Linked DNA regions of Homo sapiens: all the other regions are linked to region 1. A link is an interaction called in ENCODE POLR2A ChIA-PET data of the cell type or tissue named here. Cell type or tissue: CD4-positive, alpha-beta T cell. All regions are shown on one strand. Links, peaks and the distances in the headings refer to the core of each region. The heading gives the core; the rest is flanking DNA. Region 1 holds the start of LOC105377223 (a long non-coding RNA gene). Region 2 has its middle 240 kb from the start of KDM5D. Region 3 holds the start of KDM5D (lysine demethylase 5D).

Evidence for each region. Peaks named below come from ENCODE experiments on the same cell type or tissue, not always from the same donor. Only the 100,000 strongest peaks of a DNase experiment are listed, where the experiment ranks them.
Region 2: POLR2A ChIA-PET joins it to region 1 with 35 read pairs; 7 of 35 experiments call an interaction of 5 or more read pairs at or near these places.
Region 3: POLR2A ChIA-PET joins it to region 1 with 26 read pairs; 10 of 35 experiments call an interaction of 5 or more read pairs at or near these places.

What each region holds. Positions count from the first base shown.
Region 1 is chrY:19,562,376-19,573,245 of GRCh38, forward strand. It overlaps LOC105377223 (a long non-coding RNA gene), which reads right to left and starts at 4,634. Exons shown (of 3, transcript XR_938628.4): 1 at 4,607-4,634. It also overlaps the pseudogene TXLNGY. In CD4-positive, alpha-beta T cell, for the core only: no CTCF peak of the experiment used is centred there; DNase peaks (open chromatin) are centred at 4,896 and 5,456; H3K4me3 peaks cover 3,411 bases; H3K27ac peaks cover 1,856 bases.
Region 2 is chrY:19,498,316-19,509,185 of GRCh38, forward strand. It overlaps the pseudogene BCORP1. Among named protein-coding and RNA genes, the nearest start is that of KDM5D, 240 kb to the right of the region's middle. In CD4-positive, alpha-beta T cell, for the core only: a CTCF peak has its summit at 5,062 (motif pointing left); DNase peaks (open chromatin) are centred at 4,036 and 5,036; H3K4me3 peaks cover 1,368 bases.
Region 3 is chrY:19,740,599-19,751,468 of GRCh38, forward strand. KDM5D (lysine demethylase 5D) reads right to left here and starts at 4,128. Exons shown (of 27, transcript NM_004653.5): 1 at 4,073-4,128; 2 at 3,787-3,955; 3 at 2,564-2,641; 4 at 1,137-1,259; 5 at 720-890. The coding sequence starts at 3,936. KDM5D-DT (KDM5D divergent transcript) reads left to right here and starts at 4,187. Exons shown (of 3, transcript XR_938630.4): 1 at 4,187-5,115. In CD4-positive, alpha-beta T cell, for the core only: no CTCF peak of the experiment used is centred there; a DNase peak (open chromatin) is centred at 4,223; H3K4me3 peaks cover 2,560 bases; H3K27ac peaks cover 1,620 bases.

The DNA of each region.
Region 1 (10,870 bases), core at 2,540-7,539:
GCAGAGATGGTGTGTGAGTCCAGCCTACCCGAAACCAATGCAAATTAGTAAGTATTTGGGAACTAAAGTTACTTTTGGAGACGTTAAGGGTGAAAGCCATCTCCTTCACTGACTACAAAGCAACTAGAGGCTCAGGAAAGCATTAGGTAATGCTCACAGGGTCAGCTCAGGAAGTGAAGAGCAAAGACTGCCATTGTGTTAACAAGAGGTTGAAAGTGTATTCTCAGAAGAAGAAATCTACTGTCATATCCATCCCCATCCATCTGCAGGCTCCAATACACAGCTCTTTCGTCTGTCCTCTGTAGTAAGATGAAATACCAAGCACAGAGCACAAATCCTGAACAATCGCCATCACCTATTTGGTGGACGCATAGGCCTGGTCTCTGATCTGGTCGCATGTCCAGAGGGTCTGCTAACCCACTGCACCTAGGGAGACAGGCATTGTACCACCTTTTCTCTACTCTTCCCAGACTCAACACATTTGATTGTATATGCGCATGAGGTAGAAATATAAGATGAAGCAGGGACAGAGTCAACAAGCCAGAACTAGATGCTTCTACCTGGACAGAAGACCTAGAATTCTTTTTTGGATCCTAAATTCACCAGGAAATTTTAACCACATGCATTCAGAGATGCTGTGTAGGTGTGGCCAGTGTCAGCTGGCAGTGTACCCAGTGTACCACTGTGTCGCCCACCCTGTGGTCATTAGCAATTGGAATTCCTCAGTAATCTGGCTGGGAAACTGACCTTTGGAAGTCTTTCCCTTACTTCTCCTTCACCCAGCAAAGGGCTATGCAAATATCCTTTTACAAATTAAGGGCTGAATATCCAGCCCTAAGGTTTCTTCAGTTAGTAGATTAGTTTTACTTTGGAAAGCTGGGCCCAAGTTATTTGGCTCAAAACATCCTCCCAATGCTGAGGACACAACAGTTGAGAAACAGTACAACTGTTAGTATCCAGATTGCAAAGGAAGATGTAATAGTATATACTCATGTGTCACTTAACAACAGAGATACATTCTGAGAATGGCATGCATAGGTGATTTAACAACAGAGATACATTCTAAGAATGGCATATGTAGGTGATTTTGTCATTGTGCAAATATCATAGACTGTACCCACAGAAACCTGGATAGTTTAGCTTACCACACACCTAGGCTATATGATATAGCCTATTGCTCTCAGGCTACAAACCTGTGCAGCATGTTGCTAAACTAAATACTGTAGGCAATTAGGACACAATGGTAAACATTTGTTTACTTAAACACACTTACACATAAAAAGGTGCAGTAAAATTATTATAATATGATGAGGCCACCATTGTCTATGTAGTCCTGTTGTTGACTGAAGTGTTATGTGGAAGATGGCTGTATTTGCAAGATCTTGCATATAGCAAATACTAGGAAACACATACACCACCTATCTATCAAAGCTAATAAGTCAATTCTGAAACGTTGAGGCAAATAATATCAACATATAAAACCCAGTTGTATTTCCATACATTAGTAATGAATAATTCAAAAGTGAAAATAACACAATTTATATCATTAAAATAATGAATACATATAACAAATCTAACAAAAGAAATATAAGATTTGTACCAGAAAACTACAAATAATGTTAAAAGAAATTAACCTAAGGAAAAATGGAAAGGTATCTGTATTTATGGATTGGAAAAATTAATAACATTAAAATGCCAATTGTCCCCAAACTAATCTACAACTTCAATGAGATCTCTGTCAACATTGCAACCAGCTTTTTGTTTGTGTTATTTTCCTAGAAATGAACAGATAACCTGAAAATTCATATGATTTTTTTTTTTGAGATGGTGTCTTGCTCTGTCACCCAGGCTGGAGTGCAGTGGTGCGATCTCAGCTCACTGCAACATCCGCCTCCCGGGTTCAAGTGATTCTCCTGCCTCAGCCTCCTGAGTAGCTGGATTACAGGCATGCGCCACCACGCCCAGCTAATTTTTGTATTTTTAGTAGTGATGGGGTTTCACCATGTTGGTCAGGCTAGTCTTGAATTCCCGATCTTGTGATCCACCCCCCTCAGCCTCCCAATATATGAAGTTTTAAGAAACCCAGAAACCAAGATCAATCTTGAAAATATAGTTGAACGAATTAGGCTTCCCAATTTCCAAACCGGCTACAAAATGACAATAATAAAAACAGTGTGGTACTGGTGTAAGGACAGGATTATAGGTGAATAGAGTAAAATTCATAGTCTAGAATTGAGCTCTGACATCTGTGATGAGCTGATTTTCACAAAGGTGAGAAAACTATTCAGTGCAGGAAGGAGTAGCCTTAAACAAATGGTGTTAGGATAACAAATATCAACAACTAAAGAATAAAGTTGGATCCTACCAAATTAATTTAAGATGGTTCAAAGTTATAAATGTAAGAACTAAAATTATGGAACTTTTAGATAAATAAATAGTCCTAAATCATCATGTACTAGGATTAGCCAATGGCTTCTAACATGTGACATCAAAAGTACAAGGGCAAAATAAAAACTGGATATGTTGAACTAAAAACTTTTATGAGGCAATGGATACCATGAAGAAAGTAAAAAGGAAAGTCAGAGAATAAGAGAAAGTATTTGCAAACCATATCTACCAAGGGATTTATATCAGAATGTATAAGGAAATCTTAAGTGTCAATAGAAAAAGACCAACAACTCAAATATTAAAAAGCCAAAAGATTTGAATAGGCATTTTCCCAAAGAAGACATATAAATGACTAATAAGCACAGAAAAGGATGCTCAATGTCATTAACCTATAAGGAAATGTACATTAAAACTACAATTATATATACACAATTATGATTTTGTCAATTAAAATAACAACTATAAAGTGTAAAGCTACAGCAAGATAATCACACTCAGTGAAATGGCTAATCAAACAGATGGGAAAAGCAAGTATGGTGAAGATGTAGAGAAATTAGAATTTTTATATGTTGTTGGTAGGCATATAAAATTGTGCAGCTGCTGTGGAAAACATTTGTCAGTTCTTCAAACAAATTAAACATCAAATTACTACACGATCCAGCAATTCCAAACAATTCAAAACATATACTCAAACAAATACTTGCACATGAATGTTCAAAGCACCACTATACAAAATAGTCAACAAGTGGAAACAACTCAACTGTTTACTGATGGAAAAGTAAACAAAATGTATATCCAATCAATGAAATATTAGAGCTGTAAAATAAATGAAGTCCAGTTGTCTTGTGGTTTCCAGGGAGACTGGTTTCCAGGAGCACCCGTCCACAAGATACCAAAATACATAGTTGCTCATGTCCCTGATATAAATGTGTAGCCTGGGTAACATGGTGAAAACCTGTGTCTACCAAAAAAAGGTACAAAAATTAGCCTGCCATGATGGTGAGCTTGTAGTCCAAGCTACACGGTGAGGCAGAAGGATTGGTTGAGCGTCAGAAACAGAGGTGGCAATGAGCCAAGACTGTATGTCACACTCAGGATAGGTGACAGGGTCAGACTCTGTCCTTCCAATCCCCTGACAAAAAGATGTAGTATTTGCACATAACCGATGCACCTCCTTCTGTATATTTTAAATCATTTATATATTACTTATAATATCTAATACAAAGTAACTGCTATGTAAATAGTTGCTATATTGCTTAGGGAATATGGACAAGACAAAAGTCTGTACACGTTTGGCGCAGATGCAACCATTCATTTATTTTTCCTGAATATTTTTGATCTGTGGTTGGTTGAATCTACAGATGTCTAGGGATTCAGAATCCACTAGTACAAAGGGCTAACTGTACTGATATTATACTACGACCTTGGAAGCAAAACCGTTATTATAAGCAAAAGAAGCTAGACGCAAAGTCCACTTACGTCAGGATTACATATATATATACACACACACATACATACGTACACACACACATATATACACACATACATATATACACACACATATATACACATATATACACACATATACGCACATATATACACACTTATATACACACATATATACACACATATATACATATATATGAAAAGTTAGTAAATTGTGCATTTAAAAACAAGGCAATGCATGGTGTATGAATTATCCTGATCTCCCAAGTTTTGATGACTGGAACCGTAATTGCATCTAAAACAAATAGGTGATGTTTTTCAGGGAATTCCCCTTCGCCTCCATCATATCAAGGAAAATAAATGGATTAACAAACGTATAACTGTAAGTAAGAAACGGATAGCGGAGAAAGTGGAGTCCATTTAACCTGTACTTGGTGCAAAATAGCTGCTGATAGTTGTTTCAAGCCCGCGTGGGTCAGCGGGGAACAGTACGTGGACCCCATTGCACTGGACAGGCTGGAGTCTGGGTCGGTGTCAGAGCTTAAAAACTGATAAGCTGAAAGCCAATGCACCTACCCTTTAACGTCATGTATTTTTTATCCCTACATCATTGATGGCTAGGAACAGCAGGTAACATCCTCATAAGATTAAGCAATAAGAAAATAGACTTTATGTGTACTCTCACTTGTCGTTAATTTCGTACATTCTCTAACAAAAGAATACGGTTGGAATAAAAATCTAAACCTTTCCAGAACAGTAATGAGTACCTTACCATACGGGAACACCGGCCTGGGAACTACAAATCCGGGTTGGCCACACCCAGAAGAAATACTCTCTTTCCTAGAACGTTGCATTACGCTCCAATCCCGAGCAGGTCCAGAGAGCCGTAGCCGCTCAGCCTGCTGGGACTTGTAGTTCTTTTTTTAACAGGCATAGGTTCCCGAGGCCACTTTCGGCTCTGTCGGCCTGAGGCCGAGCCCAGGATTTAATGTTCCCCACCCTCCCGCACTCCCCAAGATAGGTTGGTAGTGTTAGGAAGAGTGGATGGCGGAGTCAACCTCCTCCGGTCACGTGTGGTACTTGGCATGCAGCGATTGGTCGCCAGAGTTATAGGGCCCCGCGTTAAGTCCATGAGCTTCCGTGAGGGTACTCTGCCGGTTTTGCTGCGGAAGTCACCTCGTGGCGTAGGGGAGAGGTAACACCGAGAAGAGGCAGCGGCGGTGGCGCCAAGACGATTGGTGCCAAACAGGGCAGAACGCAACTCAGCTCTGGGGTGGGTTCCTGTCCAGAGGGGTAGAGAAGAGTGGCTGAGGGCGCGCCCTGATCTCAGCGGGAAGAGTGCGACCCCGAGGGCGCGCTAGGTATGAAAGCCACGTGTGGCTGGCACCGCGGGGACCCACGCACCAGGTGTACCCTTTCCAGTCCCTGCCGTCGCCTTATTCCCGGTGCTGGTCACCACCGTCTAGGGCTTACTTGGGACACAGGCTAGTTCTCTCCTGAAGCTATTGAGCAGTATGTGTTGAGGTGCGCTACGCCAGTTGAGGTGAAGCTGTTACACAGTATGAAAGCCGGGCTTTGTAGCTGCAGCTGCGCATTGCACCCCCAGCTACGCAGTCTCCTTTCCTTCTCAGTCACAGGACCGGATGGCAAGTGGCCGCAGCCAGTCGGTGAGACCGACTGAGCTCTGGGGCTTCAGTTCTTGACGCTACCTACATGGCTACATCTCCAGCCAAGGATGAGAGGTGATGCCAGAGGACCTCGATCTAAATTGGGCACCATTATCGTATGACAACTTCTCTTGCAAAACATCTTCTCTTTTCTCTTCTTTTCTCTGTCTCTCTCTTTCTCTCTCTCTCTTCGTTTCTCTCTTCTTTCTTTCATTGCTCTTTCTCTGTCCTGTGCACGCCAAAGCGGAAGCTGAAGTGCGGCGTCTTTGATCTCTCAATCCTGGAGACACAGGAACATTTTCCTTACTTTACTCAACTCGTTCCTTTGAATACCGCAAAATTAAGACGGCGTTTAAAACAATCGAAATCCCTTTTCTTCTGGGGTTTGGTGCCTAAAGATTAGAAAAGTTTGCGCAAGGAATTCGCTGCAGCATATAAAACTTTCAGGACCCTGAAATACAGAACTGCAAAGAAACGGCCTAAGATGGTTGAATGCTCTTTATTTTTCTTTAATTTAGACATGTTCAAACGTTCAATGTCTTACATACTTAGTTATGTAAGTAAGGTAGCGCTTACTTCATTATGCATTTCAATACTCAAAAAAAATTCCTTTGTGAAATGTTGAAATATTTTTCTAATCTGTTTCACGAGCTTCAAAAATGAGGAAAAAAGATTCAGTTTACATTTCAGCAAAATGCCTCTTTTTAATCGGATTTATGTTTACTTAACATTTACAGTACATTTACGCTTGAGCAAAGTTAGGTTTTGGATTTGCTTAGGGTCAGATTTTTTTTTTTTTTTTTTTTTTTGGTCTGTGCATGAATATGTTACTGCTGAGTTATCTCTCTGTCTGTCTCTCCCTCCCTCTCTCCTTGTATTCTAACAGAAAGGTTTAGAACTTGCATAATTGGGAAAGAAGCTGTTGCCTGAACTTACTGGGGGATTCAGCATTGTCATTTTGGACATGTCACTTATCCTCAGTATTTGCTTCCCCCAGGAGAGAGCTGTAATAAAAAAGCATTGCAATTTAATACATAAGCTCAGTAAGTTCTTGTTTATGCTCCTTGTGATGAAACAAAAAGTCCTTCAATTAGAAACAAAGGTTTAATCAAATAGCATTTTTAATGACCATGTTACAACTAAAGTTAATGACCCTTTGAAGAGCAGAGCTCTAGTTAATAGCTAGTTGTGAATAATGAGAATTTACTTCTGTTTCTGTCTTACTTTTCTATACTTAACCTCATATTCCTTTCTTCTTTGCTCATGTTTCTGGCCATCTTTTTACTTTGGGTTTCTTTCTTTCGTTATTCAACTAACTGAGATCGGATTGAAATACGTATCTAAATTTTTTTAAAATTTTTATTTTTAAAAATTGCTGAATATTTTGTATTTCCAAATTCACTTTTAGGTTACTTCCTTATCACCTTTATTTTTTTATTTCCTGTATGTCACTGACTGGGAAATAAAAATTACTTAATTTTAACTGAACCTCTGCCCCTCTTTTCCAGGATGCAGAAATAATATTTGTGTTGTTTTAAAAATCTTAGATCAATTAAAAAGAAAAATGACTCTGTCATTCTTTGGTAAGTTACAATACTTAAGTCAGAAACTAGAGAAGATGGGCTTTTTTAGGTTTTGTTATTCTCGTGCTGATTTTCTGTCCCTTCAGTTTTGCCTGTTTTTGCTTAATATATTTTGGGCTTAAGTGCATATAAGTTAATATTTGTTAAATCTACTTGGTGGATTACCCTTTTATTAATGGATAGCGTCCTTTGTCTCTTTAAAAATATTATGTCTTAAAGTTTATTTTGTGTAATATTAGCATAATTGTCTTAGTTTCTTTTGCTTATTATTTTGATGGAATATCTTTTTCTGTTCTTAACACTTACAATAAAGTGTATAATAGTTTGAATTGGTTTATTGTTTATGATAAAGTAGTTTGAATCTTAGATTCAGTAGTGTATAGAAACTTTGCTCCTTTATAGTTTTGCACTCTGACTTCTGATTGTCACGTTACCTCTTTATACAGTGTGTGTCGATATCATATTGTTTTATACATTTATTTTATAAAATTAGTTTTGTAAATTTTTCTTTTAAATCATATAGAAAAAACCTTACAATCCCCAAGTTTAATAATGCTAGCTTTTATATTTACCTACATAGTTATCTCTGCCATTGTTCTTTATTTTTCTTTATAGGTTTGAATTATTGTCTGGTGGCCTTTTATTTCTGACTACAGGGCCCTCTTTTGCATTGTTTTTGTAGGTCAGATTTATTAGTAGTATGTTCTTTCAGCTTTTGTGTATCTGGGAATATTTCAGTTTCTCCTTTATTTTGAAGGATAGTCTTTGAGTTTTTCCTACTTAACAGATCCTGGAGCTTCTTGGATGTGTAAATTAATGATTTTCATCAAATGTGAAGTTGTTTTCGGCTATTCTGCAGATATCCTTTACCACCCCTTTGCTGCCTCTTCCTATTGTGGGTAATAGGCATGTCTCTGTATGTTGGAGAGAATCAAAGGTCTTTTAAGCCCTTGATTTTTATTTATCTTTTGTTTTTTGTTCCTCAGACTGTATAGTTTCAGTTGACTTAGCTTCCAGTTTGTTGATTCTTCTGCCTGCTCAAATCTGCTGTTGAGCCTGTCTAGTAAAATGTTCAGTTTGTTGTACTTTTCAGCTTCAGAATTTCATTTGATTGGTTATGTTATTATTTTGTTCACTTACTGTTTTCCTAATTTTCTTTAGCTCTTTGTTTGTGGTTTCCCACCTAGCTCTTTGAATATATTTATGACAGTTGGTTTATAAAACCATTAGTAAGTCTAAAACCTAGGCTTCCTCCAGAGTGTTTTCTTTTATTTTTTTTTATTTCTGTTCATTGCCCATACTTTCCTGTTTTTTTTCCTTTTTTTTTTTTTTGCATGACTTACAATTTTTTTTGAAACCGAAGGCTTTGAATATTACCATATGGTAACTGTCAAATTCAGATTTAGACATTAAAGAGATTATTCTAGTAGAGATAACACTGAATTCAGGAAGCTTAAGCACCTTAAAATCAAACAAATATTTTTCTTTCCTAGGGAAGGATAAGCAGGATTAGTAGAAACTTAAGGACAAATTGAACAAGCAAATGGGGAGAACAGAGAGCAGGAAATGTATCTCACATGGTAAACCAGTTCTTCAGATGAGCTATTAAAGTGAGTGTGTGCTCTTATTTTAGTGCATGACCAGTGGTAAGACAAAATTTGTGGTCTGTAGATGAAAGAAAAGACTGACTAATCTTAGGTCAAAAGAAGGCGTAGATACCCTTTGGCCTTGTCTTGAAGTGGTATTGGGGAATACCTGGTCATAACACTGGAAATCAGATTCTGTCTACTCACCAGAGTTTGTGGTTGCTGGTTGTTACGGGGTTTTTTTAAGTGAATTTTGGGGTTTGTTAAGTGGCCAAACTATTTTTGTGAAGACTGTTGTATGTGGGTTTCAGATGTCTCTACATCAGTTTGTGGTCAGCTAGTGAGTTAAATTTTATGAAAAGCCTGGAGAAACAAGAATAGCAGTAAAAACTTCCAGTCTTTGTAGATTGGGTGTCTTCAGTGCTTAGCTGGGCAATTTAAAACTTACCTTAAGTAGTACAGTTGGCCCTTTGTGTCTGTGAGTTTCACATTTGTAGGTTCAACCAACTGTGGATTGAAAATATTTGAAAAATTAAAAATAGATGGTTGCATTTGCACTGAACATGTAGACTTTTTTTTCTTGTAATTTCTCTTAAACCATACAGCATAACAACTCTTTACATAGCATGTACATTGTATTAGGTATTCTGAGTACTCTAAAGTATACGGGAGGATGTGTGTAGGTTATGTGCAAATACTATAACATTATATGTAAGGGATTTGAAAATTCTGGGATTTTGGTATTTGCAGGTGGTGTGGGATGGGGGTCTGCCTGGAACCAAGGAATGCCCCAAAGGAGGATGGTGCCTTGTTGTGTGCATCCTGATGGTCAGCCAGAGGAGAAAACCTAGGGTTTTCTACATGTGCATCCTGCTTTGGACATGCATGTATCCTTGTAGGTCCCATGGTATTTGTCAATCCTTTATAAAACCTTAACATTTTTGTGTATCTCTTTCCCAGCCTCTTATTTCCCCTTAAGGCTTTTTAGCCTACGTACTACTTTTTTTCTCTGTTTACTCCTTACTTCTAGTGGCTGGGGCTTCAACAAATATCACCAGCAGGACACAACAGCCCTGAGAAGGTTCTGTGGCCTTCCCCTGGGGAACCACTAGACAAGTGAACCGCACCACCATAGCTCTTTAAGAGCAAGGTTTATATTCCCCACTCTGGCACCAGCAGTTCACACCAGGAATACTAGCTGCTTTCCTAATGGTTACCGTCAAGGTACAGATTAGGGATGGTAGGCAGGTTAATTAAAATGCCACAGATCTCTTTCTGAAATGTAGTATCTTCTTTTTTTTAATCTAGTACTTCCCTGGTTATTGTAAGTTCTGATTAGATTCCAGAGTTTCAAAGTACTTTATTTGGACAATTTTTGGTTATATAAAGTAAGTTTTAACCTAATGTCCAAATTAAATCCCTTTGTCTCTTTTCTCTGTCTCTTCCCAGTTCTTTTTTCCTTGATCTTAATGTGATGTACAAAGTAACTTTTAGATACTATAGTATCTGTGACAGCATTTAGACATATAAAGTATTATATAAATTTAATATGTTGTTCAAAGCAGTGCATGGGAACTATGTTAAAATTTTACCAGGTAGAATATTCAAAAGAAAAAAAGATGTTAGTTGACCTTAATATCCACTCAGACCCTGAGATTATGTTTTTATGATTCAGCCCATTTTCTAGTTGAATTTATGTTGGTACTTAAAACTGTGAGTTTTATGAGTTGATGATTAGTTGATGGGACAGACTTATAAAATATCCAGTGTTGTCTCTCTGTTCCACCAAGATAATTTTATTTATCTTCATTGCCTTGGATTTTTGTTTCAATGTAACAATTCCAAAGTGTCCTTCAATGATCCTCACTCTGGTACACTTCTCCCCCTTTAATATGTCATGATAATATTTGCTTGCTAAGATGATACATTTTGTGTTCTCACACAAGGCAGTATTGTTTGGTGGAGAACTGATTCTGGAAGTTGTGCTGTTGGTTTTGAAGAGAGTTTCTCTTTTAGGAATTGAAGTGTGAACCACATTAAAGGCAATAATGTATATGTGGTAGGTAGAATAATATGTCCCAACTCATCAAATGATATTTATGTCCTAATCTCTGATACCTGTGAATATGTTGTCCAGCTTGGCAATACTTGATTTGCAGATATCATAAAGTAGGATCTCGAGATTGGAAGATTATCTTGG
Region 2 (10,870 bases), core at 3,051-8,050, 64 kb before region 1:
TCTGAAATAACAAGGCCATTTCAGAAGGAAACAGTGACTTTCAGAGTATTCTGCAATTTCCAGGATTATTATTACATAACTGATGTATTTTTAAATAATTATTTAATTTAATTAATAATTCTTACAGCAAGCTTACTACTTACAACTGAAAGTTATTTTCTCAAATCTTAAAAATTCTGTCACAAGCAGCTGAGAAACCAGGTGTACACATCCTAGCCAAACTCCTCCAGACACAAACACGCATGACCCTGTAAGCCTTCTCCCATCACCTCCGCCTAACAAGTTCCCTAAACCACAACATACAAACCATCCTGCACCTCATCCCAATCCTGGGATGTCAGAAAGATTTGTTTAGTTAAGTAAGGAAGTTCGGTTGAGCTTTCTCAGTAGAAGACACTCTGGCCAGAAACTAGCAGCCACCTCTGCACTTCCTCTGTGGGTTTACATCCTGTGGGCTTTATAAGTGCTGAGGAAAGACGACTAGAGACACTGTGCTAATCCTTGCCAATAGCGTTTACACTATTTACAAATTTGTGATTGATGTAAATGGCCTTGACATTCCCCTTACCAAAGTCAAACCAGACTAGAGATACAGCTACAGATCAAACCTTAATGGCAGTTCAAAACAAGTCCCATACGGGTCAGCTTCACCAGAGACATCATAAGCAAAAGAATGCTGCCATTTCTTATAGATTTCTGTGCAGTTTATCAGCCCTCTCCCAGAATTTTCTCCTTGGGTTAAAAAGAAAGCATGATTCCTATAGCCCATTTCCTCAACTAGAAATCAAGTTTGTTCAAACCTCTAGGACTGATTGCTACACTCGGCAAAAGCAGGAGCTGATCTACCCTGGACACGTTGAGGTTTTGGCAGTAAGTCTGTACATGTCACAAAGTCCTGATCTGTCCTATAGCCCACACCATAGTGGTCTCTTTGTTTTGTAAATTGCCCACCTCAATGTCTCCTTTATGATATTTGATTAACTTCATTCCCATAGCATCATTATTAGAGCAAATTACAAGACTAGTGAGTCCTTAAATATGCTTTAACTAAATACTTACATGAGGCTCATTATATGGTTTACCGAAGGCATTACCTTGTATCATAAACTTTCACTAGAAATACAACTGCCCAAGAAACAAATCTTTGGTCTCTGTCTAATGAATATCTTTTACATATAATTGACATTGTTCTTAACAATTAAATTTACCAGGCCAGTTTACCTCCCATCTTAGCACCTTGTTTTTGTTGCTGTTGTTGTTTTGTTTTTTGTTGTTGTTTTGTTTTTTTGTTTTGTTTTGTTTTGTTTTTTGTTTCTTTCTTTTTGAGACGGAGTTCCACTGTTGTCACCCAGGATGGAGTGCAATGGCACAATCTCAGCTCACTGCAACCTCTGCCTCCCAGATTCAAGCAATTCTCCTGTCTCAGCCTCCCCAGTAGCTGAGATTACAGTTGTGTGCCACCACGCCCAACCAAGTTTTGTATTTTTAGTACAGATGGGGTTTCACCATTTTGGCCAGGCTGGTCTCAAACTCTTGACCTCAAGTGATCCACCCATCTTGGCCTCCCAAAGAGCTGGGATTACAGGTATGAGTCACTGCACCCACTTTGTTTTATAAACAGTATTTACCCAACTACAATTATTTTCAAAGTATACAGCCTGGGCCTTGCCTATATCAAAATATACTTCAGCTTTAGCTGAGTGCCCTCAGAGAAGGGGTGAAGGTGGGGAGTACAAGCACAGGAAATTATTTTCAAGTCTTTTTGTTTTCTTCAACAACAGAGGCAGTGGTGGAGCTGGGCAAGTCAAAATGTATGTTCCAGCTTTGGGTCTGATTAAAACTTGGTTGTCTAGAAACCTTGTTAAATGCCTTGTTAAATGCTTTGAAACTCCCATTTAGCAGTTCTGTACAAATGCAAACTTGAATAGCTCTAGGCCTACTTCTTCTAAAAAAAAAAAAAATGAAATGTAGTGTACAAATAATGTAAATCCTAGACAAGTGTCATGTTATCACATGACAAGTGCCAAGGCATTTCCTGTCAAAAACCCATGAATCTATATCCTCTAACCTTTGTAATTTTTTCTTCTATTGACAGCATTTTATACAGCATTTAATAAGCACACCCTGACTGTGTTTCACTGTGACTCTGAGCAAAATAAATGGTAGACTGCATTCTGGCCTGGGCGACAGAGCGAGACTCCATCTCAAAATAAACAAATAAATAAATAAACAAACAAACAAACAAATAAATAAATAAAGGGTAGAAAACCAGTAAGGGTGGGAAAAACAGTCCACAGAAGAGTGTCATGCTGGAGAAATGTCTTCAAGTGGGTAAGGAAAAATAGCATTTAGGAGTACTTCTACTGACCAAAAAGAAAACAAAAGTATTTTTTTGGAGGAAAGAAGCCACTCTCACTTGTCTGGTGGCTCAAAGCTGCGCAGATGTAACGTGTCTGGTTACAGCTTCCATTCCCAAGATAAACCAGTTTTTTTCATGATACTCTGCCCTCAGTTATCAGGTAATTTTCAAAAGATACAGATCTGATTTTCTACTCATGCTAGAAACTTTTTAAAAAATACAAAACATAAAACAGTGATCCCTGGCCGACTTTGCAGAACACCACACTGAGCCCTCATAACATCCAGATTTAATCCTTATCAAATGTATCCCGCACTTCCGCTTCTCCAGCAGGCCACTTCTGTCTCACCTGTTCCAACCAGGTCTCCTTCCTCTAGCAGCTCCTGTTCCCTTCCCCAAAACAATGATGAAAAACTTGCCAGCCAGGCATGGTGGCTCATGCCTGTAATCCCAGCACTTCGGGAGGCTGAGGCAGGCAGATCACCTATGGTCGGAAGTTTGAGACCAGCCTGGCCAACATGATAAAACCCTGTCTCTACTAAAACTACAAAAATTAGCTGGCCTTGGTGGTGGGCGCCTATAATCCAAGCTAGTTGGGAGGCTGAGGCAAGAGAATCGCTTGAACCTGGGAGGCAGAGGTTACAGTGAGCCAAGATCATGCCACTGCACTCCAGCCTGGGTGACAAAGCAAGACTCTCGTCTAAAAAAAAAAAAAAAGAAAAAAAAAACACTTGCCAAAGAGCATAGTGCTAAGGGTTAAGAGCTTTAGAACCAATGTCTAAACCATAAAATGATCCTATTTAGTGGGGAAAAAAAAGATTCAGTCCTTTCAATATGTACTCATTTAAATTACAAAGAACTGACATAAAGGGAAAGAGGCAAACCCAGAGAAATAACCTCAGTGGAGAGTATTAACTGGTCAGTCCCAGGACACTGGCATATCACTGTCAGAGGGAATAGTAGCAGCAAGAAATGAAGGCGCAATCCACAGAATATGACTGGTTAGCTAAGGCACGATTTATCCTTAGGACAATAATGTCCCTAGTGTTCTTTGGTCCTAAAGATGGATGACTGTTCAATCTTAACAAATGAAAAACTTACTGAGGCTGGAGGGCCCTAAATAACTTATCCGTAAGGACAAAACTCAAGCTCAAACGTAGAAGTGCACAGAGAAGGCAATTGCTGGTCTAATTTTTCCACTTGAAATCATTATTTTCTCACGCCGTATCCTTGAGGAAATTTGGAAGACTTCCCTAATACTCCTCCCTAAATAACAGTAAAAAGATACCATTTCAGTCCTAGAAACTAAATTCACAAGAAGCCTTGAACCCAGTTTCTCTTACCTGCAGTAATCTTTTAGCACGTTTTAAAATTTCATACTTTTTTCCTATATCCCACTCTCTACTATGAAATTGACCTCCCTGGTGTGAGGTCATTAGTTCCCAGAAGACCCCACTTTCCCTTCCTCCAGGAGCCCAGAATAGGAAGAGAGAGAAAAAAAAAAGGTAGGTTGGCTACTCTCAGGTCTCCAACTCATTGTTAGAAACTAGGCTTTGACGCTCTAGTTTTGCCACGTAGTGAACAAATCTATCTGCCTTGGGCTAATGTCTTCAAAAAGTACTTTTACACTAGTCACAGGGCTGAAGCAAAACTACCAGAGAGGGGGAAGGGAAGCAGGTGAATGAAGAGACTAATGGGAGTGGCTTGCAAGCCAGGTACTGTGCCCTACAACTCTCGCGCTGCCACAAAAAGCCAATTAACGAAGCAAACTGTTTTATCTTTTCCTCTCCCCAGAAGTTCGCCCTAGAAATCAAAAACCACTGAAGCTTAGGAGTGGCAAACATCGGTTCCCGTTCCGATGTTTGTTCCCACACTATTCCCAGTTTCTAGTTCTCATGGACGCTCCAATGCCCAGGGTTACCGCCAGCTCGGCTCCGTGAGGCCGCGCAGGGGGCACCAGATCCTCGGCCACCTCTATTGGTTTTCCAGCCTTGGACCGCTTGCTTCTCCTAACCCCAAAACTCCAGATGTGCGAAATGGCTCCGCTGTGCGACCCAGCAGTTAGCGGCAGGAGGGACAGAGGGATGATGTCAACTCGTTTTGCCAGCCGAGCACGCCGTCGTGGCCCGGCAGCCCTGGTCTGCGGGCCAGCCCTCCGCAAGTGACTTTTAAAGACTTTCTAGCCTCGATAATCTGACATAGTTCCGACCTCACCCCGCACCGAGATCTGGGTGGGGTGGGCCTTCCCTCTCAACCCCTCTCATAGCATCCCAACACCTCAGGAGAGGGGACGTTCCGCCCAGGCACTGCGAGACAGAACTCAAGTTGCTGACTTCCCCTAACACACCCAGTCTTACTTGGTCCTCGTAGAGTAGGAGGATTCCCAAAGCGATCTTCTACCAACCGAGCCCGGGAGCTCGGTGTCAGAATTGCCTACAAATCCGACCGTCCAGTCCTACCCGCGGCGCGCATGCAAAGTGCACCGCAAGTTCGCGCTCTCTCGGAAGTGTCTATAGCTTCCGGAAGGGGGAAGGAGAGGGAGCAAGGCAGAAGGAGGCTGCCTAAAAAAAATAAAAAGTAAAAAGTAAAAAACTCTTGCGATAAAAGTCTATTGTATTCCTGTCATGATAGCTAGAGCTCTGAAGAACAGAAATTGGTGTTGGAGGAAGGTGCCAGAAATGGTACGGAGCGACCCCTACTGGCCCTATAAATCTACCCCTGTGGCAGTTACTATTAGCATTAAAAGACCCTCCTTTCTTCAAAGCAATAGTGCCTTTTCATAACCTTCCCCCACCTAAAATGGTACTCCTCCCCACATTCTGAAATCACAAGGACAAACAACACCTCGAAGTTGTGACCCCGGGGCCGGACGCGGTGGATCACACCTGTAATCCCAACACTTTGGGAAGCCGAGGCTCGTGGATTACGAGGTCAAGAGATCCAGACCATCCTGGCCAACACGGTGAAACCCCGTCTCTACTAAAAATAGAAAAATTGGTTGGGTGTGGTGGTGCGAGCCTGTAGCCCCAGCTACTCAGGATACAGGCAGGAAAATTGCTTGCACCCGGGAGGCGGAGGTTGTAGTATGCCAAGATGGCACCACTGCACTCCAGCCTGGCAACAGAGCGAGACTCTGTCTCAAAATAATAAATAAATAAATAAATAAATAAATAAATAAATAAATAAATAAATAAATAAAATAAAGTGGAGGCCTCTGAATCTCTTGGTGATCTCACATGCCCTGCTCCTGGCACCCCAATCTGGAGCCCTGATCTGAAACTCTTTACCTAGCAGTTCCTCTAGTTGCACATAAACAATGAAAATATAGTTTAGCTTCAGGTTTTCAACATTAGCAAAACTCTGTATCCATGCAAATCAATATGACAAGTACGACCTAAAAGCTCTATCTGCCCTGTGTCGATGTACATTAATCATTCCCCCCCATCATCTTTGAGATCACTAGTTATGTTTTCTGCTAGGTTAAAGATCTTCGGACAGACTTGCCGCCGAATCTAATCGCCAGGAGTGAGCAGGCGATGCTGGTTGGGGTGACAGGGTGCTAAAAAATAACCAAGGGAGAACAGCTCGATTATTAAAACCCACAACGACTCTCACTCGACAAAAATTCATACAATCCCTTGGCAGAATGTACTGGGGACAACTGCCAAAAGCAGTCTAGATAGCTGTAGACCAGGGCAATTTGTCCACCTCAGGGACTGACAAAAGAGGCCAGTCACTCTGACCAGAACGTCTTCTCATGGCTCAGCTACCTGTGCCTCAGCAAAGAACAGACTTTCCAGAGGGAATCGGGAATTCTGGCCAAAAACACTGAAGAAAAAAGTCAGTATGAGTGGTAGCCAAACTTGGCCTCCTGCCATTCTGACTAGATCCCTAGCAGGGCTGAGACATAACAGCAGGCACAAGAAGCCCTGATGCAGGAGGGTCCCCTCTTGCAGAGAAAAGAGCTCACCTGCCCCATGTGTGGTCCTCAACGCACTCATGCACACATGAGAATTGCACTGAGGCCTAATAAAGGACCTTTTGGGCAGGCACGGTGGCTTAAGCCTATAATCCCAGCACTTTGGGAGGCTGAAGTGGGGGGAATCACCTGAGGTGAGGAGTTCAAGACTAGCCTAGCCAACATGGCAAAACCCCCTCTCTACTAAAAATACAAGTATCAGCTGGGCATCATGGCAGGTGCCTGCAATCCCAGCTACTTCGGAGGCTGAGGCAGGAGAATCGCTTGAACACAGGTTGTGGAGGATGCAGTGAGCCAAGATTGGGCCACTGCACTCCAGCCTGGGCAACAGAGTGAGACTCCATTGCAAACAACAACAACAAAAGGGACTTCTGAGCTCCTTCAGGCCTGGGGCTGGTGGGAGGTGGGGAACAGGGGTGAAGAAGGGGCTATTGTATGAGATACCACACCTCAGGCGTAAACGCACAAAAGCCCTTGCCCCTCCCATGTTTTTCAAAACCTCCAGGATGGCATTCCCAGGGCTACCTGGACCTTCTGAGGAAAGTCCTGGTGATCCTGGGGTTCTGGTGGCATTGAGGCCCAGCCAGCAGCCAACATGGGCTCCACCCAACAGCAGTCTTGCCAGCTTAAATCCTGCTATGCTGGGGTAGTGAAAAATCCTTGAAGCAGGGCAGAATTTACATGCATGTCTGGGTTGGTGGGGGCTTATGCTAATCCACCCTACACAGGCCTTCCTGATGGTTCTCCAGAGGGGTTGGGGGGGAAGTATACAAAAATGAAAGCATTTTTTTTTTGGCTTTGTCTTTCCCAGGCCACCAGACCCTGCATCACTTGAGACAACAGAACCACAAAATATGCAACATCCACTACTCAGGTTCAGAAAGTGGAAAGATATTCCTCCCTTTTTCCATCATCATCCATCCATTCAAAGTCAATAACTCAAAATCTCTTAGAAATCTTGCTTCATGCTCAACACATACCCTCTTTTCTGCTCCATAATGAAAGAAACAATAACCAGAATAAATTTGAAGAATTGAGGGCCATCCACATTCAGGTACGTCACTTTGCCCTCTGTTTCCTGTTTCTGTTTCTGAAAAAGATGCACTATTTCACTGTGAACAAAAATGTTATGTGCATGAATGTGGTTGTGTAACCCATGCTTCCTTCACAGTGTTGTTCTCTCTCATCAGAAAAGCCTTCATTATGCATTGAAGAGGTTTTCCCATTCAGCTTGTGTCCTTAAGCATGGATAGACAGATATTCATGGAACCACCTTCACACCTTTAAATGGGCTTTGGTCCCTAGCAACATCTCACAAAATTTCTGCCCAGTATTAAATTAAACAAAATCCCATATTTTTTCTCAAATACAGTTACACTTTCTGTCTTTGTATTTGCCTATCAATGTTTACATTTCTAGTTCTTAATGGACAACTGAGCACCAAGTGTCTTAATTTGTCTTAGTGCATGTTAGCCTGACACACATCTTAAACTGAACATTCTTGATACATACAGCTCCCTAAATTGAAATTCAAATTGTCTTGTTCTACCTACTACCAATAACATGATAACATCCACAATCCAGAGCAACATGGTTTTGAAAAAAAAAAGGAAAACAATTTTGCGAATTAGTAACATTTATAGGGCACCAAATGTTTGATCTGTAATCCATCCATGAATGAGCAGCTCTGCAAAGAACTGCACTAATGTCTTCATGGTCATTAAGTTTTTAGACCAATCTAATATCGGCACCCCAAATCATCCACACATCAGTCTCCTGCTGCTGAATGAAGGCTGTTTCCCTCCACTTTTCTGATTCTATCTCCTCAAAAGTTCAAAAGATGTCTATTTAGGTCCCGTTTGCTCTCTCCAATGCCTAACCGTAGACATTGGCATGGCACTTTAGGCTCATGTTCTCAGTGTGCATCTGTCTTGCTCAGGACTCGTACCCATGTTACAAGGCTGAGCAGACCCTCCTGTACTTGGAATAGTTTCAGAAGGAATAGTACCATCTCCTGCTTGTACCTCTGGTAGAATTTGGCTGTGAATCCATCTGGTCCTGGACTTTTTTTGGTTGGTAAGCTATTAATTGTTGCCTCAATTTCAGAGCCTGTTATTGGTCTATTCAGAGATTCAACTTCTTCCTTGTTTAGTCTTGGGAGGGTGTATGTAGTATTTTCTGAAGGTAGTTTGTATTCCTGTGGGATCGGTGGTGATATCCCCTTTATCATTTTTTATTGCATCTATTTGATTTTTCTCTCTTTTCTTACTTATTAGTCTTGTTAGCAGTCTATCAATTTTGTTGATCTTTTCAAAAAACCAGCTCCTGGATTCATGGATTTTTTGAAGCATTTTTTGTGTCTCTATTTCCTTCAGTTCTGCTTTGATCTTAGTTATTTATTGCCTTCTGCTAGCTTTTGAATGTGTTTGCTCTTGCTTCTCTGGTTCTTTTAATTGTGATGTTAGGGTGTCAATTTTAGATCTTTCCTGCTTTCTCTTGAGGGCATTTAGTGCTATAAATTTGCCTCTACACACTGTTTTGAATGTGTCCCAGAGATTCTGGTATTTTGTGTCATTGTTCTCATTGGTTTCAAACAACATCTTTATTTCTGCCTTCATTTTGTTTTGTACTCAGTAGTCATTCAGGAGCAGGTTGTTCAGTTTCCATGTAGTTGAGTGGTTTTGAGTGAGTTTCTTAATCCTGAGTTCTAGTTTGTTTGCACTGTGGTCTGAGAGACAGTTTGTTATAATTTCTGTTCTTTTACATTTGCTGAAGAGTGCTTTACTTCCAACTATGTGGTCAATTTTGTAATAGGTGTGGTGTGGCGCTGAAAATAATGTATATTTTGTTGATTTGGGGTGGAGAGTTCTGTAGATGTCTATTAGGTCAGTTAGGTGCAGGGATGAGTTTAATTCCTGGATATCCTTGGTAACTTTCTGTCTCGTTGATCTCATTGTCTAATGCTGACAGTGGGGTGTAAAGTCTCCCATTATTATTGTGTGGGAGTCTAAGTCTCTTTCTAGGTCTCTAAGGACTTGCTTTATGAGTCTGGGTGCTCCTGTGTTGGGTGCTTATATATTTAGGATAGTTAGCTCTTCTTGTTGAATTGATCACTTTAGCATTATGTAATGGCCTTCTTTGTCTCCTTTGATCTTTGTTGGTTTAAAGTCTGTTTTATCAGAGACCAGGATTGCAACCCCTGCCTTTTTTTGTTTTCCATTTGCTTGGTAGATCTTCCTCCGTCCCTTTATTTTGAGCCTATTTGTGTCTCTGCACATGATATGGGTTTCCTGAATACAGCACACTGATGGGTCTTGACTCTTTATCCAATTTGCCGTCTGTGTCTTTTAATTGGATCATTTAGTCCATTTACATTTAAGGTTAATATTGTTATGTGTGAATTTGATCTGGCCATTATGATGTTAGCTGGTTATTTTGCTCATTAGTTGATGCAGTTTCTTCCTAGCATTGACGGTCTTTACAATTTGGCATGTTTTTGTAGTGGCTGGTACCGGTTGTTCCTTTCGATGTTTAGTGCTTCCTTCAGGAGCTCTTTTAGGGCAGGCCTAGTGGTGACAAAATCTCTCAGCATTTGCTTGTCTGTAAAGGATTTTATTTCTCCTTCACTTATGAAGCTTAGTTTGGCTGGATATGAAATTCTGGATTGAAAATTCTTTTGTTTGAGAATGTTGTTCCCCACTCTCTTCTGGCTTGTAGAGTTTCTGCCAAGCAATCAGCTGTTAGTCTGATGGGCTTCCCTTTGTGGGTAACCCGACCTTTCTTTCTGGCTGCCCTTAACAATTTTTCCTTCATTTCAACTTTGGTGAATCTGACAATTATGTGTCTTGCAGTTGCTCTTCTCGAGGAGTATCTTTGTGGTGTTCTCTGTATTTCCTGAATTTGACTATTGGCCTGCCTTGCTAGATTGGGGAAGTTCTCCTGGATAATATCCTGCAGAGTGTTTTCCAACTTGGTTCCATTCTCCCCATCACTTTCAGGTACACCAATCAGACGTAGATTTGGTCTTTTCATATAGTGCCATATTTCTTGGAGGCTTTGTTCATTTCTTTTTATTCTTTTTTCTCTAAACTTCTCTTCTTGCTTCATTTCATTCATTTCATCTTCCATCACTGATACCCTTTCTTCCAGTTGATCGAATCAGCTACTGAGGTTGTACATTCATCACATAGTTCTCATGCCATGGTTTTCAGCTCCATCAAGTCCTTTAAGGACTTCTCTGCATTGGTTATTCTAGTTAGCCATTTGTCTAATTTTTTTCAAGGTTTTTAGCTTCTTGGTCATGGGTTCTAACTTCCTCCTTTAGCTCAGAGTAGTTTGATCGTCTGAAGCCTCCTTCTCTCAACTTGTCCGAGTCATTCTCCATAGCTCAGAGTAGTTAGATCATCTGAAGCCTCCTTCTCTCAACTTGTCCGAGTCATTCTCCATCCAGCTTTGTTCCATTTCTGGTGACTAACTTCATTCCTTTGGACAAGGACAGGCGCTCTGATTTTTAGAGTTTCCAGTTTTTCTGC
Region 3 (10,870 bases), core at 2,202-7,201, 180 kb after region 1:
TTTCCACACCCTGAGTTAAACCCAAGTCACACCAAGCTTTTAACCTAAACTATCTTCAAGTGAACCAGCCTCATGAAAGCTTAGGAACACCATTATCTTTTTCAGCCAGGCATGGTGGCTCCCGTCTGTAATCCCAGCACTTTGGGAGGCCGAGGCAGGCAGATCACAAGGTTAGGAGATCAAGACCATCCTAGCTAACATGGTGAAACCATGTCTCTACTAAAAACACAAAAAAATTAGCCAGGCGTGGTGGCAGGCCCCTGTAGTCCCAGCTACTTGGGAGGCTGAAGCAGAAGAATGGCGTGAACCCGGGAGGAGCTTGTAGTGAGCCAAGATCCTGCCACTGCACTCCAGCCTGGGCAACACAGCAACACTCCATTTCAAAAAAAAAGATTATCTTTTTCATGTAAGATACTTAAAATAGGAAATGGTTTCCTCTAACTTCTAGTTTAAGATCTTCTCCATAAAAAGATCTTAGTAAACATCAACCTCATAAGATAGAAAGGTTACTCTAGTTCTTACTTATGTATAGCAGGAATAAAACTATGCCACATAAAGAGGCTGCAAAGTATTTTCTAGGGCCAATTCCTGGAACATCTTCACTCTAGAGATTTAGAATCTATAGACCCTGACTACTCAAGAGAAAAGTCCAATCCAAAGAAAAAATACAAAAGAAAACAAAATCACATCAGGCCACAAACCAGTTTAAGGGCCCTCACCACATGGTTGGCTCCAGACTGAAACATTTCATAGGGGTAAATAATGCGTTCGTAATGTGATCGTAGCAGGGAGCCAATGTTTTTGCCTGGTGGGTAGTGGAGACGCTGGGCAACTCGAGCCCACCGACGATCCTTGCAGATGGCTTCATAGCCACCTTCCTCAATCACAATCTGAAAGTATAAGAAACAATATGGATGAACTGTGAACAGACTGGAAAGGGCTACCAACACAACAATGAGACTTGAATATGGGGGGCTGTGCCCTTCCCCCAACACCAATCATTGCAAGACTCAAAGATTACGTCAAGAAACGCTGCCAGGCTCTGTGTTCTTTCCTTTCCTGCCTATTGTTTCTACCACAGAAGATCCTTGAGGCAAGGCTTTTTGTTTTTCCTTTAGAAAGTAGACTACTCTTACCTTACTAAGGCTGTAGAGGTCCAAGATCTTCCGCTCCACATTGGGAATCTTTAAAGAGGAGCCTTGAATTTCCCAGAATTTTGCAATCTGATCCAAATAGTTCAATTTCACTCTAGTTTGGGCCTGGGAAAGAGAGGGCCTTATAAGATTGGCATACTCCTTAACCTGACTTCATCGAGTATGCAGTAAATGAACAAGTATTATTCTATGCTATCTACACTTCTCCACCAACGTGCCGGAGCCCCAGCTTCACTGTCTTATCTCACCAGCGGGGTCCACAAAAAGCTCAAATAAGCTGAGTCTTTAATCTATAAAGAGCTAAGAATGTGCCGTCTTAGGATCAACATCATGTCTAAATTTAAGGAATTATTCTTGGACTTAAAGGTGGCTTGACCAAAAATATGTAGGCTCCAACAGTATTTAGACTCAATATCATCAAGACACTCATTTAGAATGTACTGATATATAATTCAAAGAATTAAAATATTTTTCTAGTTCATGTAAAAGAGCTGGACACAAAACCAGTTTCTGAATCACTGCTTTCTTACTCTAACTCATACACAGCTTCTAGCTACTGATCATAGTCAAAATCCTAAGAGTAAAAGAAAATGACAAATCATTCATATACTTTCTATATTGAATACTAAACTGTGAAGACTGAGTTGACTGCTTTAAAGAGCAAGTTTGCCTCTGACATTTTATTAAAGCAGAACATATGTAATACCATCACTCTGTTGCTGGATATTTAAAAGATCCTATTTCTTGTCTGAACTCTGCTTCTGTTAAAGAACTAAAAAAAATTTAGTCACACTGGGTGCAGGGGCTTACGCCGGTAACCCCAGCACTTTAGGAGGCCAAGGCAGGCTGATCACCTAACGTTTGGAGTTGGAGACCAGCATGACCAAATCGGTGAAACTCCATCTCTACTAAAAATACAAAAATTAGCTGAGCCTGCTGGTGTGCACCTGTAATCCCAGCTACTTGAGAGGCTGAGGCAAGAGAATCCCTTGAACCTGGAAGGTGGAGGTTGCAGTGAGGCGAGATCCCGCCACTGCACTCCAGCCTGGTAGACAGGGTGAGACTCTGTTTCAAAAAAAAAAATTCATTCATTAAATATGTGAGTACGAGAAGACAAAATGGGAAAGGTACTGTCATTTTGATAGTTCTAACCTGAAACTATTGAACAGCGAAACAATGCATCATTCTTCCTCAGATATTTAAAGCCTTTGTGTTCTACCATTTTTGTGGACATAAATTATGTATTTTATAGAAGACTTTCTCCAAAATCAGTATTCTGGAAAATGGTGGAGTTCGGGTTCAAATTCAATACATTAGATTTCAAAACTTAAGTTCTACATTATTATGAAACTACAACGGCAAGATTAAAGATCAGATTCCTTTAAAAAAAGTGTGCCTCCCAATCTTACCTCCAGTTCATTTAGCCTTTGGACGCGAGGAGTAAATCTGAAATTGTCAACTTCTACTGCAAAAGGAGGCTGCCAATCCTAGAAGAAAGTGTAAGGACCTGGTAACTATGGCACAGTAAAGGATGAAGATAGTGAAAACCACAATCATTTGTTCCCACTCTTTTAAAGTCTTCTGGTAACCATTTTTGTACACAAGGGCCTCAAATGATTCCTTCTTCATAATCAAGATTAACTGCAAAAAAAAAAAAAAAAGGAAAAACCCTGCAAATCCAAAACTCTCCTTGATATGTGTCCTTCGTAACAGACGAAAAAAAAAAAAAAAACCTCTATAATCCCAAGGCTAGAAAGCGACTCGACTTCCAAGGAATGACGCACATCTGAACAAACACTATGCTATTTGGGTTATGAGTCCTTACTAAAATGAAGATAAATGTAATGCAGATAAAAAATTGTTTCACTTTTTAAAACCTAAGCCATTATCTCTTCCCACTCCCAGCAGTACGAAAAAGTTTAATTGCAAATGCTGAGAAGTGCGAACATCCACATAAAAATAACGTTGCAGCCTGGTTCAATATATGAGAAAAAAGCTGTATGCTCTGCGAAAACTTTTTGACTTCTCTGAATATTGTGTTAGTTGTTCACGACGACAGCCCAGGCTTATTTCAGTTTACATTCTTAATTCAGTCAAACTTCTACGAGGTTCATTTAGTAGTTTTCAGTATAGCAACCCAAAATGGTCTACGTTTAATAATAAATTTAATTGATGGCAAAGGATGCCACATCACTCCCATTATTTGCTATATTTGCTACATACATCTAAGGTCATATCAAAGAAAGAAAACACCAGTCCAAGTGGTTAACACACAAGCTTATATAACTTGCTTCTGTCATAGATCAAGTACTTCTGAGTAAGCTATTTTTTTGCGGTTAAATGTAATAAAAGCTTGTGTATGCCTAAACTATATTTAATAACAGCAGAACGTAGAAATATTTGAATCTTATATTTTTGTCCCTACAGCAGTCAGATGTTTAGAACCCCGTGGAATGTGGCGATCTGATACTAATATTCTGATGCCAGCTTGTTCGGGTCAGAAAAGTTAAATGAGAAATTTGGTGCTAAGGGTTTCTGGTCATGAGTGTAAATAACGCCTCGCCAAGTGGTAAACTGCCCCAACGTTCAAACCAAAGGCTACCCATTCCCAAATTTTGTTTCAAAGACTTACCGCGGGTGGGCGGATTTTGCAGATGCCAGACTTCTCTGCTATGGGCCTTATTTTCGCAATGTAGCCAAGCGGGTCTTGGAATTCAGCCCAGCTAGGCTCAAAAACCGGGCACTCCGGTGGCGGCAGGAACTCGTCACACCCCGGTTCCATGTCGGGCCTTAATGCTAAGCTGTAAAATAAGAATCACATTGTCTTTAATGACGCGCTGGTTCCTCCTACTAAAAGGCCTATGAAAATTTCATTTTCTTGAGAATTTCAAGGTTACTTTAATCCCGTAGCTGCTTACCAATCGTCAGGGATCCTAGTTTTACAGCCACCATCTTGACCTCCGGGCCCTGCAGTGTGGTACGAGCCGTCTCACTCCGCGGATCGATTTTTCCGGCGCTATTTCCAAACCTGTGAGACCTTCCGCACCTGAGATAAACGCTGAGGACGCAAGAGCGATTTTACCAGAGGAAAACAGTCACAGAGCCGTCGCTGGACTCATATTAAACAGTACTGCGACAGAACGAAAAAGCAAGATAAAAATAGTATGGCCGGATCTTTTTTAAAATGGGACCACTGCGCAAGTTACGCCTGCGTATTGCAGGGAAGGACCGTAAAAGGCTGTGGTGCTGATCAACGAAGGATTTCTCGGAGAAAATTCCTCCTTTGCGGAAATGTCCGTAGAAACGCACCTTTTTTTTTTCCTGCCAGGACAAACCGCCGGCGATATCCGTTCATGTGAAAGTGTTTACTAACATTCTCTGAAGACTCACTGGGTTCTCAGCTCGAGAACGTTCCTGTCACAAGACGTTTAGGAGGCAGGATGCCGGTACAATGTATTTATGTTCTTGTAAACTGTTGCATTAACAGTGCACTTCAAGTGGGCACATTTGTCGTTGGATTTTTTACCAACTCGAGCTTGGACTTTAGGACGGGGAAAAGAAGTGCTAAATGTTTTTGAATAAAACCTTTACTGCACATGATAAACATCCCTTAAAAATTACCTAGGAGCACCCTAAATTTTAAAATGATCACAAAGACCTGGACAGATTACAGTAAACCTTCAACATCGCTAAACACACGTACCATAAATCAAAAGAAACACACTGCTAATGATCCGTTTTTTGATGTGGAAATATCATGCTGTTTTTAAGGGAAATTATACTTTATTGCGATGTTTTATTTCAAAACAAGATGTTACACTTTATTTCCTATAATTTTATTTACAATATTTTACACCCGTTAAGCAAAAATCCCCCTACATTGCTATTCTGTTTTTTTTTAATCAGTTCACTACTGTAGTATCTTTTTGTTCTCCATATATTTTTGAAAAATACGCAAAAGGTAAGTTTTAAAAATCAAATGGTAGATTTTATTTGGAAGGGCACTGCCAGAAGTGCCTTAAAGTTTGATAGTTTGACAATTGTTTCGTATTGTACGATTCTTGGCATTTCCGTTTTTTTTTTTAACAATTTATCCATTTCATCTAGATTATCGGCTTCATGAGTTTATTATACTACATTACATATATATTCCTGTTTCAAAAGTTGTTACTTAATTTTCTGCTTTCTTTTTCCTAGTTTTATCTACATACTTTTTCTGTTTCATAAAGTTAGAGTTATAGAGTTCTATTTCATAAAATTAGTTATAGAGCCTGTATTATTTCAAATGATGAGATCTTTTTTCTCTGTTCAAGATAATTCATTATAATACAGCTTTATATTTTATGAATTCATTAGTAAATAGATATTTCAATTTCTACTTTTAGCTATTATAATGTTGCTATTAGCATTTGTGTACCGGTTTTTGTGTGCATGCTTAGTGTCATTTCTCGTGTGTATACACCTACAAGTAGAATTAGTGGGTTATATGGGAACTTTAGGTTTAAACTTTTCTTTTCCAAAGCATCTTCATCATTTAATTTCCATCTAAAGTGGAATACCGTTCTAGTTTCTTCATGTCCTCACCAATACTATAATTACATGACTTACTGATTTGACCATTACAATGTGTATGAGATCTCATAGAGTTTTGAGTTGGACTTCTTGAATTACTAATGATACAGTAGTGTTGAGCATCTTTTCGTAAGGTTGTTGGCTTGTTCATATGCTTTATATACCTTCTCTGGAGAAATGTCTATTCAAAATTTTTGGCTCTTTTCACATTGGTTTGTCTTTTTTTGTTTAGTTGTAATCTTATCTGATTCTTTTATCAAATATTTGATTTTTATAAAAAATAATTCTGTAAGCTGGCTTTTCTCTTTCCTAATAGTAAACTTTGAACAGAAAGATTTTTAATTTGATCTTTATCCAGTTTGCTTTTTTCTATTGTCACTTGTACTTTCAGTGTTGCCTCTGAGGGGATTTTGTCTAACCCAAAATCACAAGGATGTACTCTTCTCCTCTATTCTAGGACCTTTATAGTATTAGCTTCTACATTAAAGTCTTTGATACATTTTGAGTTAACTTGTGTAAACACTGTGAAGTAATGATCCAACTCAATATTTTTGCGTGTTGCCATCTAGTTGTCCCAGAATTTGTTGGAAACATTATTATTGCTTCATTAATTGTTCTTGGCACTCTTGATAACATTCCGTTGGCCATAAATGTATGGGTTTATTCTTGGACTCTCAATTTCGTTCCATATTTATATGTATGTATATATTCTAATGCCATATTGTTTTTATTGCTGTAGTTTGTGGAAGGTTTGAATTGGGAAAAGTGAGTAATCCCAACTTTCTTCTTGTTTTTTTCGAGACTGTTTGGCTATTATTTGTTTCTTGTATTTTTATTACCTTGCCTGTTTCTACAGAGAAACAAGCTGGGGTTTCAACAGACAAGCAAGCTGGGACTGAGACAGAAATGTTGAATCTACAGACAAATTTAGGAAATATTTCCATCTAAGTTTCCTATACATGGACAAAGCATGTATTTCAATTTATTTAGGTCTTCTTTGGTTTCCTGCAACAAAGTTTTATAGTTTTTGGTATTTTTTGTATATTAGTATTTAGTATGTATTATATATATTTGAAATTAATTTACTTCAGATTATCTTATTCTATTTCTGCTACTATGAATCAAATTTTTAAAAGATTTCCCCTATTAAGGGTTTGTTAGTGATACACAGAAATATGATTAATTTTTGTATGTTGATCTTGTGTTCTGGCACCTTGCTAACTTCATTTATTGTAATACATATATTTTTTAACTTTTAAGTTCAGAGGTTCATGTGCACTATATGATGGTTTGTTTTATAAGTAAGCCTGTGTGATAGGGTTCGTTGTACAGATTATTTCATCACCCAGGTATTAAGCCTAATATCCATTAGTTATATTTCTTGCTTCTCTCCCTCCTCCTGTGCTCCACTCACCCACTTATAAATGAGAACATGCAGTATTTGGTTTTCGGTTCTGGCGTTTGTTTGCTAAGGATAATGGTCTCCAGCTGTGTTACTGCAAAGACATGATCTTGTCTTTTTTTATGGCTGCATAGAAATCTATGGTGTATATTTACCACATTTTCTTTATCCAGTCTATCACTGACGAGCATTTGGGCTGATTCCATTGTCTTTGCTTTCGTGAATAGCTGCAGTGAATGTACATATGCTGTTGTGAATACCTGCAGTGAACATACATGTGCATGTATCTTTATAACAGAATGATTTATAATCCTTTGGGATATACCCAGTAATGGGATTGGTGGGGTTGAATGATAATTCTATCTTTAGGTCTTTGAGGAATTGCCACACTGTCTTCCATAATGCTGAACTAATTTACATTCCCACCAGCAGTGTAAAAGCATTTCTATTTCTCCAGAACCTCACCTGAATCTGTTATTTTTTGACTTTATAATAATAGGTATTCTGACAGGTTTGGGATACTATCTCATTGTGGTTTTGATGCGCATTTCTATAAGGATCAGTGATGTTGAGCTTTTTAAGATGTTTGTTGTCTACATGTGTATGTCTTGAGAATTGTCTGTTCATGTCCTTTGCCCACTTTTTAATGAGGTTCTTTGTTTTTTCCTTGTAAATTTGTATAAGTTCTTTGTGTATGCTAGATATTAGACCTTTGTCAGATGCATAGTTTACAATTTTTTCCCATTCTGTACTTTGTCTATTTAATTTGTTGATGGTTTATTTGCTAGTGCAGAAGCTCTTTAGTTTAATTAGATGTCATTTGTTAATTTTTTCTTTTGTCACAATTGCTTTTGACATCTTCTTCAAGAAGTCTTTACTCCTGCCTATGTTCTGAATGGTTTTGCCTAGATTTGCTTCTAGGGTTTTTATAGTTTTGGGTTTTACATTTAAGTCTTTAATCCATCTTGAGTTAATTTTTGTATATGGAGTAATAAAAAGGTCCAGTTTCAATTTTCTCTATATGGCTAGCCAGTTTCTCACAGCACCATTTATTAAATAGAGAGTCTTTTCACCATTGCTTTTGTAAATTTTCTTGAAAATCAGATACTTGTAAGCATGTAGTCATATTTCTGGGTTTTCCATTCTATTCCTTTGGTCTATGTGTCTGTTCTTTTATCAGTACCATGCTGTTTGGGTTACGGTACTTCTGTAGTGTAGTTTGAAGTTGGGAAGCATGATGAATTTAGTTTTGATTATGTTGCTTAAAATTGCCTTGGCTGTACAGTCTCTTTTTTGGTTTCACATGAATTTTAAAATAGATTTTTCTAGTTCTGTGAAGAATGTTAATGGTAATTTAATGGGTATAGCATTGGATCTATAAATTGCTTTGGGCAGAGTGGCCATTTAGTGATATTGATTCCGCCTATCTGTGAGCATGGAATACTTTCCATTTGTTTATGTCATCTCTTAGTTATTTGAGTAGTGATTTGTATTAATAGTTCTTCCTGTACAGGTCTTTCACTTCCCTGGTTAGCTGTACTTTAGGTGTTTTATTCTTTTTGTGGCTATGGTGAATGAGAGTTTGTTCATGACTTGGCTCTTGGCTTTACTATTGATGGTGTATAAGAACGCTAATGATTTTTGCACATTGATTTTGTATTGTGAGATTTTGCTCAAGTTGTTTATCAGCTTAAAAAGCTTTGGGGCTGAGATGATGGATTTGTGTGCATATAGAATCATATTGGTTGCAAACAGGGATAATTTGATTTCCTCTCTTCCTATTTCAATATCTTTTATTCCTTTCTCTGGCCTGATTGCCCAGAACTTTCAATACTATATTGGATACAAGTAGTGTCAGAGGACATCTTTGTCTTGTGCCAGTTTTCAAGGAAAATGATTCCAGCTTTTGCCTTTTCAGTATGATGTTTGCAGTGGGTTTTTCATACATGACTTTCATTACATTATTTTGAGGTATGTTCCAGATATGGCCCCGATAAGTGGAGTAGCACTAGGATCCTTATTCTTGCACTGAATTGAATAAAATGACACGGACACACGTGAGTGGTTTTAAGGAGTGGAAACTTTAATAAGAAAGAAGCAAGGAAGAAGCAAACAGGTACCCTTACAGATATGGAGTTGGGGAAGAGGGATTCTAACAAAGAGAAAATCCTGTGTGCAGAGAAAAGTTGCTGCTTATATGGGAAAGCTGGTGGAGGTGGTGTCTGATTTGCTTAGGGTTCAGGAGATTGGTTTGACCAGGCTTGCCATTTACATAGCCCAGAAAAAGTCTGGCCCTTCCACCCTAGCCTTTTAATATGCAAATGTAGGGCACCATGATGTTCTACACACATAGGGTATGTGGGGGTGGTCATTTTGCCAGGCACATGTAGGGGCAAGGAAGAAAAGGGCAGGAATTGTTATGTTTGGGTGGACCCAGTTTCTGATGGGCAGCATTTTCATATCATAGCTTGCTGCCCGGCTCTCTGAGCAGGGGCTATTCAGGTAGACAAGAAACATTTCTGGAGCTGCTTTCAAAGAAAAAAACTTCTGAAGGACCCCTTTCCCTCCCATCTGCTTATAGTAATTTTTTAATAAATCCTACAACATTCCTTCCGTAACTGGTTTATTGAGAGTTTTTAACATGAAGTGATATTGAATTTTATCAAAAGTCTTTTCTGCATCTATTGAGATAATCATGTAGTTTTAATCTTTAGTTCTGTTTATGCAATGAAACACATTTATTGATTGCCATATGTTTAACCAACCTTGCATTCTGGGCCTGAACCCTACTTGATTGTGGTGGATATGTTTTTTGCCATGCTGCTGGATTTGGTTTCTCAGTATCTTGTTTGGGATTTTTGTATCGGTGTTCATCAAAGATACAGGCCTGAGGTGGTGGTGGTGGTGGTGGTTGTGTCTCTGCCTGATTTTGGTATCAGGGTGATGCTAACTTTGTAGAATGAGTTAGGGAAGGGATCCTTTTTTCCAGTTTTTAAAAATAGCTTCAGTAGAAATGGCACCAGCTCTTCTTGGTACCTCTGATAGAATTCAGCTATTAATCCACCTGGTCCTGAGATTTTTTTCTCTCTATTTTTCTTCTCTCTATTTTTTTCTCTCTATTCTCAAATAGAGAATCTCTCTATTTGATTCTTCTCTCTTTTCTTCTTTATTAGTCTTGCTAGCGATCTATCAATTTTGTTGATCCTTTCAAAAAACCAGCTCCTGGATTCATTAATTTTTTGAAGGGTTTTCTGTGTCTCTATTTCCTTCAGTTCTGCTCTGATTTTAATTATTTCTTGCCTTCTGCTAGCTTTTGAATGTGTTTGCTCTTGCTTTTCTAGTTCTTTTAATTGTGATGTTAGGGTGTGAATTTTGGATCTTTCCTGCTTTCTCTTGTGGGCATTTAGTGCTATAAATTTCCCTCTACACAGTGCTTTGAATGTGTCCCAGAGATTCTGGTATGTTGTGTCTTTGTTCTCATTGGTTTCAAAGAACATCTTTATTTCTGCCTTCATTTCGTTATGTACCCAGTAGTCATTCAGGAGCAGGTTGTTCAGTTTCCATGTAGTTGAGCGGTTTTGAGTGAGTTTCTTAATCCTGAGTTCTAGTTTGATGCACTGTGGTCTGAGAGACAGTTGTTATAATTTCTGTTTTTTTACATTTTCTGAGGAGAGCTTTACTTCCAACTATGTGGTCAGTTTTGGAATAGGTGTGGTATGATGCTGAAAAAAATGTATATTCT